Regions from separate parts of the Homo sapiens genome. Here region 1 is linked to region 2. A link is a loop called in an ENCODE intact Hi-C map of the cell type or tissue named here. Cell type or tissue: sigmoid colon. All regions are shown on one strand.

Region 1 (5,000 bases), 86 kb after region 2:
GATCCTCTTTACCATTCTCCATCCTGCTCTCCACCCTAGAAGGCTGACCTATGTGATTAAATCAATAGTCTGTGCATTCCAGTTGGATTTGGTCATGGGGAGTCCCCATAGGGTTGTTTTAGGCTGTCTGTGTCCCTTGACTGAGGGTAGCCTCTTTTACACAACTCTGTTTTTCCGGGTTCTAGTAATCATTCCTCCTTGTTATTGTGCTGTCTTCTGTGGGTCTTCAATACTGACTTACAGATTTGACCTTCTTTAATTTTGACCTTCCCTGGTGTATCCAAATGTGAATGTGTAAAATTTGTTTCTGGTTAGGACCCTGACTGATAAAATTGCTTACTGTAACAATACAGTGACAAAAAAAAAAAAAAAAAAAAAGGAGTCAAAAGCTCTGTGAGCATTTACTCCCATTTATCCATATATTGACATTGTAATGATAACTGCCCTTCTGAATCATCAAAAAGATTAGATTATGTATGGTAAAAGTTTAAGATGTGAGGTATTTTATGATATTCCACATTTAACACATATGACATCATTTTAGTACTATAATAAACTTTAGAGATATTTTAGACCATTTTAAGGGCTGAAGAAACCGAGAGCCAGAAATATTAAGAGACTTAGCCAAAATTTTAAAATAGCACCAGGAATATGTTTAGAAACTAATATTTTTCTTAGGATATATTCTATTCTTTGACTTCTGTGGTATCAGAAGGCTGGTGAATTCATTTATCCTCATTATCACAGCTTTTCCATAAATAATTCAGGTCAATACATCCTCCCTTTATGGATCCTCTCTTTATGGATATAGTAAAATTTACATGGTCAGTTACTGGAGATGACTTTTCAGAATTTTGGGCAAATTTGATAAATGTTATGTTGTAATTTTTCATTTATTCGTTTTCTAAGTATACACTGAATTTCTTAAGGGCTGGACTTTGCTTTTTATTTCTATATGCTTAATGCTTAGTATGGCATCTGGCACCTGGTATACATCCAGCAAAATAGATTCATTTAAAAATACATGTTTATCACTAGCTGTGTGAAAAGTCAGATAGGTCTTTTCTGAATGATTTGCTTTCTCTACTTTGGATGGTCTAGTAGCTTTTAAATTTGTTTCTCTGGACATGCTGAATGTGAAGCCAGGAGTCTGTGCTTTCATAAAATGTCTTTTTGTCTTGAAAGTTTATATTACACAGCTGCAGTCAACATTGTTTTGTAACAAGAAGCGTATCTTCTTATTTAAGTTCCTCGTTGCTCCCCAGGAGCATTCTGTGACTTAACCATCAGCTCTGTAATTATAGAGTAAGGAAGCACATCTTTAAAATTCAGAACTTGCTCTTCAGCGATCTGTTGGGGCATCTTCAGGTATTTGTATGGTGAGATTTATTGACAGAATCCCCTTCTACCTTCATAGACAGACTGAAGGCCTGGCCAAGGTTATATAGCCCATGTACTATGTCAGGGACACTAGTGACCAAAGGCTGACAAACCTGAAAGAGTCCCCTGAAGACATGTGCTTTTAGCCAAAATCTAATCCAAGCTAATTTTCACCATGTCCCTGCCTGCTGTTGGTGATATCTAAGCCTAGGAAACTTCAAAACTGTCATTGTTGGAGTAATGATGTGATATCTAATACAGTTCAGATCATTTAGTTATTGAACTCTTAATCAGACCTTCCTGTTTTTGAAAGAAAGAGAACAAAATTAACCCTTTGGACCCTGTGAACTGGGCTACCAGATGAAATTTAATTTAGTGACATCATTTATTCCACACAAGAATGTGTGTGCGAACATAACGAAGGAAAGAGCATATTATTATATTAAAACCATAATAATCTAAGAGGCTGGAAGAGCACACAGGTTTTGTTGTTTTTACCCAACCCTCTCTGTGCTGCCTCTTACTTACAATAAATAAGCTTGCTATGTCTCCTCAAAGCAGCTGCCTAGTACTGTTAAGTTTCTACAGAGTTCTAAATAAAGGAATTTCTCATTCTTCTCAGTTTTCACTTTCACCTGTTAAATTTCATCTTCAATGAAAGGGAAAATGGTGCTTGCTAAAGAAATGGTCTAATCCTTTGACTTCTTCATTTTTTTAGCCTGGGGCCATTTTGAAGTTAGGCAAGTGAGAGTGGTGATGGAGACTAGAGGACACAGAGGCAGGAAGAGCTAAACATTTCCAGTCCTATTGGATTTTAATCATCAGGTGGGTAGATATTAACCCCTGGAGAAAACTAAATGACTGAGTATTTCCAAATGTATATTTTATATATATATATATATATATAAGTATATATATATATAAATATATATACTTATATATATATATACTTATATATATAAGTATTTCTATTTCCAAATATATATATACATATATATATATGTATATATATGAAGAATCAGTGAAGAGAGAGAGGTAATTCATGGTGTTAATGTTTGATTACAAAAATTTTCAACACATGGTTTATATCTGCTCAAATTTTGTACACCCTTCCCATATCATTTGTGGAGGTATGAAAGGACTATGGCTACTCTCGCACCAGATTGATACGTACAATTTAGATAATCATGACAAATTACCTTCTTATTTGCATCTGTTGCTGTTGCTTGTGATTTCTGATAGCCAAAGGAATTGGGTAAGTTAAAATATATGATACTCTTTTGTATTAGAAATGAGGGGAAAGGTAAAGAATAAAAGAAGCTTGCATGGTGGCCAGTCTCTGGAGAAACTTTACTTTCTCTTCTACTTTCCAGAGACGTCAGTGTCTTGTATGTTTGCCTCACGTTCACAGCTGTGCACAGTAGAAATTTGTGAACAAGAGCATGTCTACATCTTCTCTGGAGATTTGGGGTTTCCTTGGAATACCAATGGTGTCAGGGGAATAGGTAATACTGACACAGATTTCTGGGCTGGTTTCTATTAACAGACACAAACAATTAGGTAGGTGTCACAATCTACGTGGTTAAAATATTGTCTCAGATAATGTTGCTGCCCAAAAGAGAGGATGGTAAGTTAGTGAATGCCTTTCTCTGCACACATTCTACAGGCTGTCAGACAGCCAAAGTGGGCAGGGAGGCACATTCAGTCCTCTGTGGTTTGCAGAAAACAGCTGTGATGTCATTGCCTAGTAAATGAGAATGTTACTTGTGAATGAGTCAAGGATTGACACATCACTCAGCGCAACCACGTAAAAGCTGTGCTCTCTAAAGACTCATAGATTCCAGGCACAATTTCTTTCTTTGCTGTAAATCAGTCACTATGTGAAACTATGTTAATTCCTCCTGGCCCCTGGAGTAAGCCGGCAGTGCTAACAGAGTATCAGTAGAGCTTCACAGATTACCTATTTTATATTGTGTGAGTGTTTTTTAAGGGAGGATTTGGTTATTTCTCTATGTAATAGACAATCAGGGCTTCTCAGTTGTCTTCCACTTATTCTTTATACTTTAGTTTTCAATTATTCTTTTATTGATTCAACATTTACAGAAAATCTACTCTTGTCAGACCACTGTGCTAGTCATAGGATATAGAAGATGAATATTATACAAATAGAACTCACTATTTGCCCTTTCCGAATTCACAACCACACACACCTGCTTCTTCTGTATCAAGGATGCTTAAATTATATTATGTGGATGGCCAAATCCTGAAGTATCAGGTAAGATTGTGCATATGTGTGTGTCTGTATATATAGAGAAGACCCATATCTTTCATTACATTTGCAATGAAATGAATAAATCTTTTATAATTATTATAATTATAATTTTTATATAATTTTTATATTAGGAATAAATCTTTTATAATTATTGCTCCTGGTACTTTGAATAGATACGGGAATGTGTTTAATTATGGTAAAACTGGCAGATTTTAGACGTAGATTATACCTGGGAACCAAAAGTTGACAAACTTTAGAGCCGAGGGAATAAAACAAACAGTTGTGCAAGAGTTTCTAACTTCTGCAGAGCAGACAGAATCTTGTTAGCACATTTCATCGGGCATCTGGGGCTTTGTACAAGTGATTGCTCAACACATTGCACACTTAAATGCTGCAAAACAAAAGAATTTGATTCGCCGTCAGCTGCTGGTTAACTTTAAAAAAACATAAAACAAATCTGGCTATTTTTGTTCATTGTACAACCTTACTTCGACTTTTTATAAACTAGGATATTCTCTGTAGTATGAGAAAGTATTTTGCTACATTTTACCATTTTAGGGATATTTATAGATGTAATTTCTTTGTGCTACTTAAAATATCATGTGTTTTAAATTTTGCAGTATAAACAATCAATGTAATTTAGAAAGACAGTTACCACATTTCTGAGTTGGGTACTGCTATTACAAAGAATAATTGTTTTTGACTTGGTAGTACAAAGAGCTCACAACTCATAAAATATCCTAAATTTTACTTAGCACTTTTATTGACATTATTAAGTGTCATGACTAACATATTAGATTTGCACTATCCCCATTTTAAAGATATAAAAACTGATACTAAGAAAAACTCTGTCTTAATTGCAATCTACCTTGTTTGAAATTTTTAGATGTGTGTGAATATAAGGTAAACAAAGCAGATATGCAGAAAGTCCTCTTGTTTGTGAAGTCTAAATTTAACATTTGCTCAGTATTTTATCTGCTGTTTTAAAGACAGATAGCTTTAGTGCATGCAAAAATCATGAGTTTTCAAAAGCTGTATGAACACAATTTTTGACTAATGAGCAGTCATTGTTCATTGTTAAGGACATTCACCTTTTCATGGCTTTGTTCTGTTAGATGAAAGTGTTTCTAGATTTGGCATTTATCTAACATAGCATCATAGGGTGAATGGAAATGCTGACAGTACTTTATAGGAAATGAACTGCTACCAACTATGGCTTGCCAGGCCCTCTAGTAGGTAATTTACATACATGAACACAAACTTGTAAAAACAGGTTTTTGTGGTAGAAAATATTCCAGATGAGGAAACACATTCAGAAGGTTGTACAACTTATCTAAAGTTACTCAGT
Region 2 (5,000 bases):
TAGTAATTACCTTTTCTCTGGAAATGATTTGAAAAGTTGTCAATAAGCCTTTCCCAACTTGTAGCTTTCTGAGGCACTGAGGATGAAATCTAGAATTATTTACCATAGTTTATCAGGACTTCAACACCTGACACTGCTTAACTCTTTAGCCTCTTTGTTCTCATATTCTACTTTCTTTGAACTTTTTCTGGAACTGGAGTCCACCCTACTTTCTCTTGCTTCTAAGAGTCTGTATGCATTTCCCTAGCCTGGAATACTCTTTGCCTCACTGTTCATCTGGTCAACTCTTATTTAGCTTCAAATTTCAACTTAAACACCATGTACTTTTCTGGACCACAGAAGAGGTTGGTTTTCTTGTTATTTATGCTCTTAATACTCTGTCCAACTTTTGAAACCCTCTTTCCCCACCCCATCAAATTTGTTGTTGTTTTTTTCAATGTCTTTCTTTGTCACTAGAGTGTAAGCTTCCTGAGGACAAGTATTGTATTTTTGTCTTGTTCACCACTACTAGCACTAGCCTCAGCACATAATATTGCTAGGCTGGAGTCTACATTCTGACCTTATCTGAACAGCTCACTCTCTAACCCTATGGAATCAGCCTAACTTCCTGTCTTTGCTTTTGCAGGACAAGTAGGCAATTCAATTGCAAAAGGATCCAGCTTACTCTTGATTTAACCTAATTGCTCTCTCAATCTTTGCCACATACTCTTAGCTCCACAAGAACTTTCCATTATTAATGCAGCTTGATTTGGGACCATTAAATTGTTTAAATTGTAATCAGCTTTAAAAATTATTTTATCAACTTTTTGCTTCTTTAATATTTTTAAAGCATGCAAGTCCCGAGTCATCTACACATAGCCTTAAATCTCTATAGGTGGTGATCACACTGAGTCAAATGACATTTGTAAAGGGAAAGTTACACCTTTGAAAATTTACATAGGAAATAATACTTTGATTAAATTAAGGATAAGCATTTTAATCGTTTTCTCGGACATTTTCTTCCAAAATTTTACAAAAATAGAAACTGTCTTTTCATCCTTACCCCCTACCCCTTCTTTCCCATCCAAACTTATCCTGGTATTCATAACTTCTACAGAAAGGGTGACATCTGGAACTAATTTATGATAACTTCATCATCTTTGCAGCATTTCTGGAACTTGCTCAGAGAAGTTAGAATCTTTCCAGTCTAAGAAAATATACTTTCAGGCAAACATTTTCAGTAAAATATTTCTGAGGAATAAAACCTATTTACCTACTATTGAATGTTGAACACAAATTTCTTATGCCCTCATATTTCCCTGAATTGGTTGTAGTCATTAAGGATCAAAATAACAGCTCCGGGAAAACCCAGAAACAGCAGAGGGTCTATCAACAATATGAGGAGACTTCCGATTGAATGAACTGTCACCTGTATCCTGCATAGTTTCTTAATCCTGAGCATTGATCAAGTATTGACCGTAGGCCAGATGCTATGCTAGGTTTTGGAAGGCTGCACTGTGTATAAGACACAGTCCTTGCCCCAGGAGCTCTTTGCAGTGTCTACTAAAGGAATTTAGAGTAATCTCTGGGTGAGTGCAAGTCATGGATACATAAAATGAGGTCACCTATGGCAGGAATCTGAGAGTTTCTTATGCCACCACCTCCCTGTGCTATTGTAAAGCACATAATGGCATTTTAGAGATGACGAAAATTTTGGTGTATGATTGGAAACACAAGGATGAAGAATATCTTAAAGTGGGTGCACAAAGTTGGCAGAAGCTTGTTTGGCCTTTGCTTCAAGTCTCCTGCAGTTTCAGCTTCAGTGCTGATTCTCCTTGAATTTGCTTGTGTTACCACAACGTTACCTGGGTTATTACTTACCCTCTATATTCCCATTTTAATAGTGACAGGGAAAGGATCAAGTGTAGTCAAAATGCAAGGACATTTCCTTAGCCTAAGAAGGCCTATTTAGAATAGAATGTTAAAATATTAAAGAAGTAGGAAAGCTCTTTTTTTGGTTTATGAAAAATTCAAGTTGTGTAAGGCCTTCTGGGAATTGAACATTTGTATAAGTTTGGCAGTGCCTGGATTTATTTATTTATACCCTGCCTATTCTATAACTGGTTTCAAGCAGACTAAAATGAAACATGAAATGCCCCAAAATCACATGTGTTAAGGTGGGATAAAATAAATAAAAACAGAGGCAAACACAAAGTGGTTTTTGAATAAGCCTAAAGACACCTACTATAAAGACACCTACTAAGACACATCTATAAAAGGTAAACCAGAATTGTGTCTATGATTCCTGACATCAAGTTAGCACAAAATAAATGATAGTTGCCTTTGAAAAAAAACTTCTGTATAATTACCATCTCTTTCTGATTCATTGAATTGAGTTGTGTAGCTTGGTCTTCCTCAGGGGTAACTAAGTTGACAGGTTATTTTCTGTTTTCTGTCAAACTGTTCAAGAGATTGCATAATCCTTGGGCAGCAGCTTGTTCTTTATAACTGTGGCATCTGGCAGAGCGCCTAGCACATACTGGGTGCTGAATAAACACTGGCTGACTGGCTCAGTAAGTGAGGGAATTAAAAAATGTGAATCAGGATGATCTGCCAAATTGGGACAGGGGTTCAACTTTCCTGAACTGATCCTGTTTCTTGGGATGCTGCTATGAAGTGTCTGAAGTTTTGAATAACTGCTACAAGGAGAATCAGCAAAAAGGAAAGTTAGTGATGGACTTAATGTGTGTGTGTGTGTGTGTGTGTGTGTGTGTGTGTGTGTGTGTGTGTGTGAAAGAGAGAGAGAGAAATCAATTCTATAAATTGTTTGTTGAAAGGTAAGTTGTAGCCCATGTAGTAAAATCCTTATTGAACAGGAGTGTCTCTAGCTACACTCTGGAACAGAGAAAGTCTTGAGTATTCACCCTATCATCTCTCTAGTTGCATCAGTATGTTCAGGTTGGCCCTATGAGAGAAGTAGATGCTTCGGTAGCATCTCACTCTTTGTCTCCCGGACCACAGGAGATATTCAAAGGTTATTACTCAGCAGCTATACAAAATAAGGAACAGAATTGCTTCCTAAATCCTGCTATGTAGCAGTGAGTAATGTGTGTCTTTGTGTCTATGTAAGCTGGCCTCCTGGGGAGGAGGAAGTGTGAGCTGGAGTGCCAGGAATCAAGGGGTGATAATGACGGTGGTGGTGTGTTTGTGTGTGAAATAGTATGAACTTCTACTTTCGATTGCAGCTGATTTTCCCCATAACGTATCAAGAGCAAACACTTACTCAGTTCTTGTCTCCACAACTGAACTTATCCCAAAACTTTGTCTAAGGTTTGTTGAGTGATTCATATTTCTCCCATTAACATATGTTTAATCTTTGCAACCCTATTCCCTTGACTTATGCTAAGAAAAATTCACTTCCTCACGGCCCTGAGCTCCAGTTCAAATATTCCCCCATTAACTGACAAAGAAGAACTACTTCTTATTCATTATAAGATTCCTCTTGACTATACGGGATAATGTAAATTTTTTTATCCCACCATTTTTTCAAAGTATATAGTTCACAAGATTACTTTGATAACTGTGTAACTTCTTTTGTGTCCGGAAACATTGATGTGATCAGGTTCAATCCTGTGTGTGCATCTGTGGATCTGAAGACTGAGAACTCTGTCTCTGTGCAGATGACTTGACTTTACCTAGACAACGTTTTTTACATAATCTGGTCCAATTGTGAGTCCTTTTCTGCTTTCACAATGGCGTACTCTAGGATGCTTCAGACTGCCCTTCGCTGAGACTGTGTTCTGAATAGATAAAGAAAATAGGGCCACATGTTAGCAGTTTTGCTGAATCTAGATGGCTGCTATATTTGTATTTGTTTTACCATTCTTTGAACATTTTGTATCTTTAAAGTTTTTCACAATAAAAAATTTGAAAAAGGCTGTGTACTCTGAGGAGAAATGAAACATCAATGGGGAAAAAAAGAAGAAATGTCAATGGGAAGAACACGGTGGGTGGGAGGGGATGGGACTTCTTTTAGGTTTCAGTCTGTGTCCAAATATTAGATATTGTATAGCTGAAATGTTGATGGGTGATTCAACATTTACTTCTGAAACTGATACTAGAGAGACTTAGTGAAACTCTGCAAATGCTCCAGGGGATGAGAGTGGGGAGTGGGTAAGCTTTTTTCATCAAAACTTTTCCTATGTTTTATCTAACCTGGGGTCCCAGGTAGGGTGCCTGTGGTAACTGTCTTTTGTCAGGAATAGAAATCAGTCATTGAAAAGTTTCCACCAAATAGAGGATGAGTGTCTCTGCTTATTCCAGAGTGAACAGAGGGCATACCATGTGACTCTTCTGTCACCACTTTACTGAATTTGGACAAAATATGACAACATTTCCCTAGGAAAAAAAAGTAACAGAGGAATCCTAAAAAACTTCTGCTTCTTCTCAGATCTCAAAAAGAATGTGAAGAAGGAGAATACATGGTTATTAGGCCCCTTCAAAAGAAACAGAGAAAAGGTGTCATTAAGAGGGCAAAGGACTATAGAAAGGGCATTCTGGGCCCAGGAGACAAATGCTATTTATTTCATAGTTTTGACGTTTCAGGGTAGCAAGAAGTCAGTATTCAATACATGTTTAATACATATTGTAAACGAGGGGTTGGCAAACTATGGTCAGTGAGTCAAACCCAACTTGCTGTCTATTTTTGTATGACCCAGGGACTCAGAATGGCTTCTGCATTTTTAAATGTAAAAAAAAAAAAAATATTTGCATGAGAACAGTTGTTCAAGAGTTGAGGACATTGCATCTTGGCTTGCAACATTTCATATATTTACTATCTGTCCATTTGCAGAAAAAGTGTGCCAACTCCTGTTATAAACTATACTAAATACTACAGGTGCACAATCACTTTTAATCTTCACAGCACCCCTTGGACACAGGCACATTACTTTCCCCAGTTCACAAATGAGGGGATCTTGGCTCAGCTGACTTAAGTAACTCACCCAACACCAGACAACAAG

Evidence for each region. Hi-C counts contacts between places; a loop is a spot of excess contacts. Peaks named below come from ENCODE experiments on the same cell type or tissue, not always from the same donor. Only the 100,000 strongest peaks of a DNase experiment are listed, where the experiment ranks them.
Region 1: it touches region 2 in a loop (4-fold over the local background); 3 of 110 quality-filtered maps call a loop at or near these places.

The regions. Positions count from the first base shown.
Region 1 is chr5:110,084,035-110,089,034 of GRCh38, forward strand. No RefSeq gene overlaps it. Among named protein-coding and RNA genes, the nearest start is that of LINC01848, 200 kb to the left of the region's middle. In sigmoid colon, no CTCF peak of the experiment used is centred here; a DNase peak (open chromatin) is centred at 3,117.
Region 2 is chr5:109,997,794-110,002,793 of GRCh38, forward strand. No RefSeq gene overlaps it. Among named protein-coding and RNA genes, the nearest start is that of LINC01848, 120 kb to the left of the region's middle. In sigmoid colon, no CTCF peak of the experiment used is centred here; a DNase peak (open chromatin) is centred at 2,508.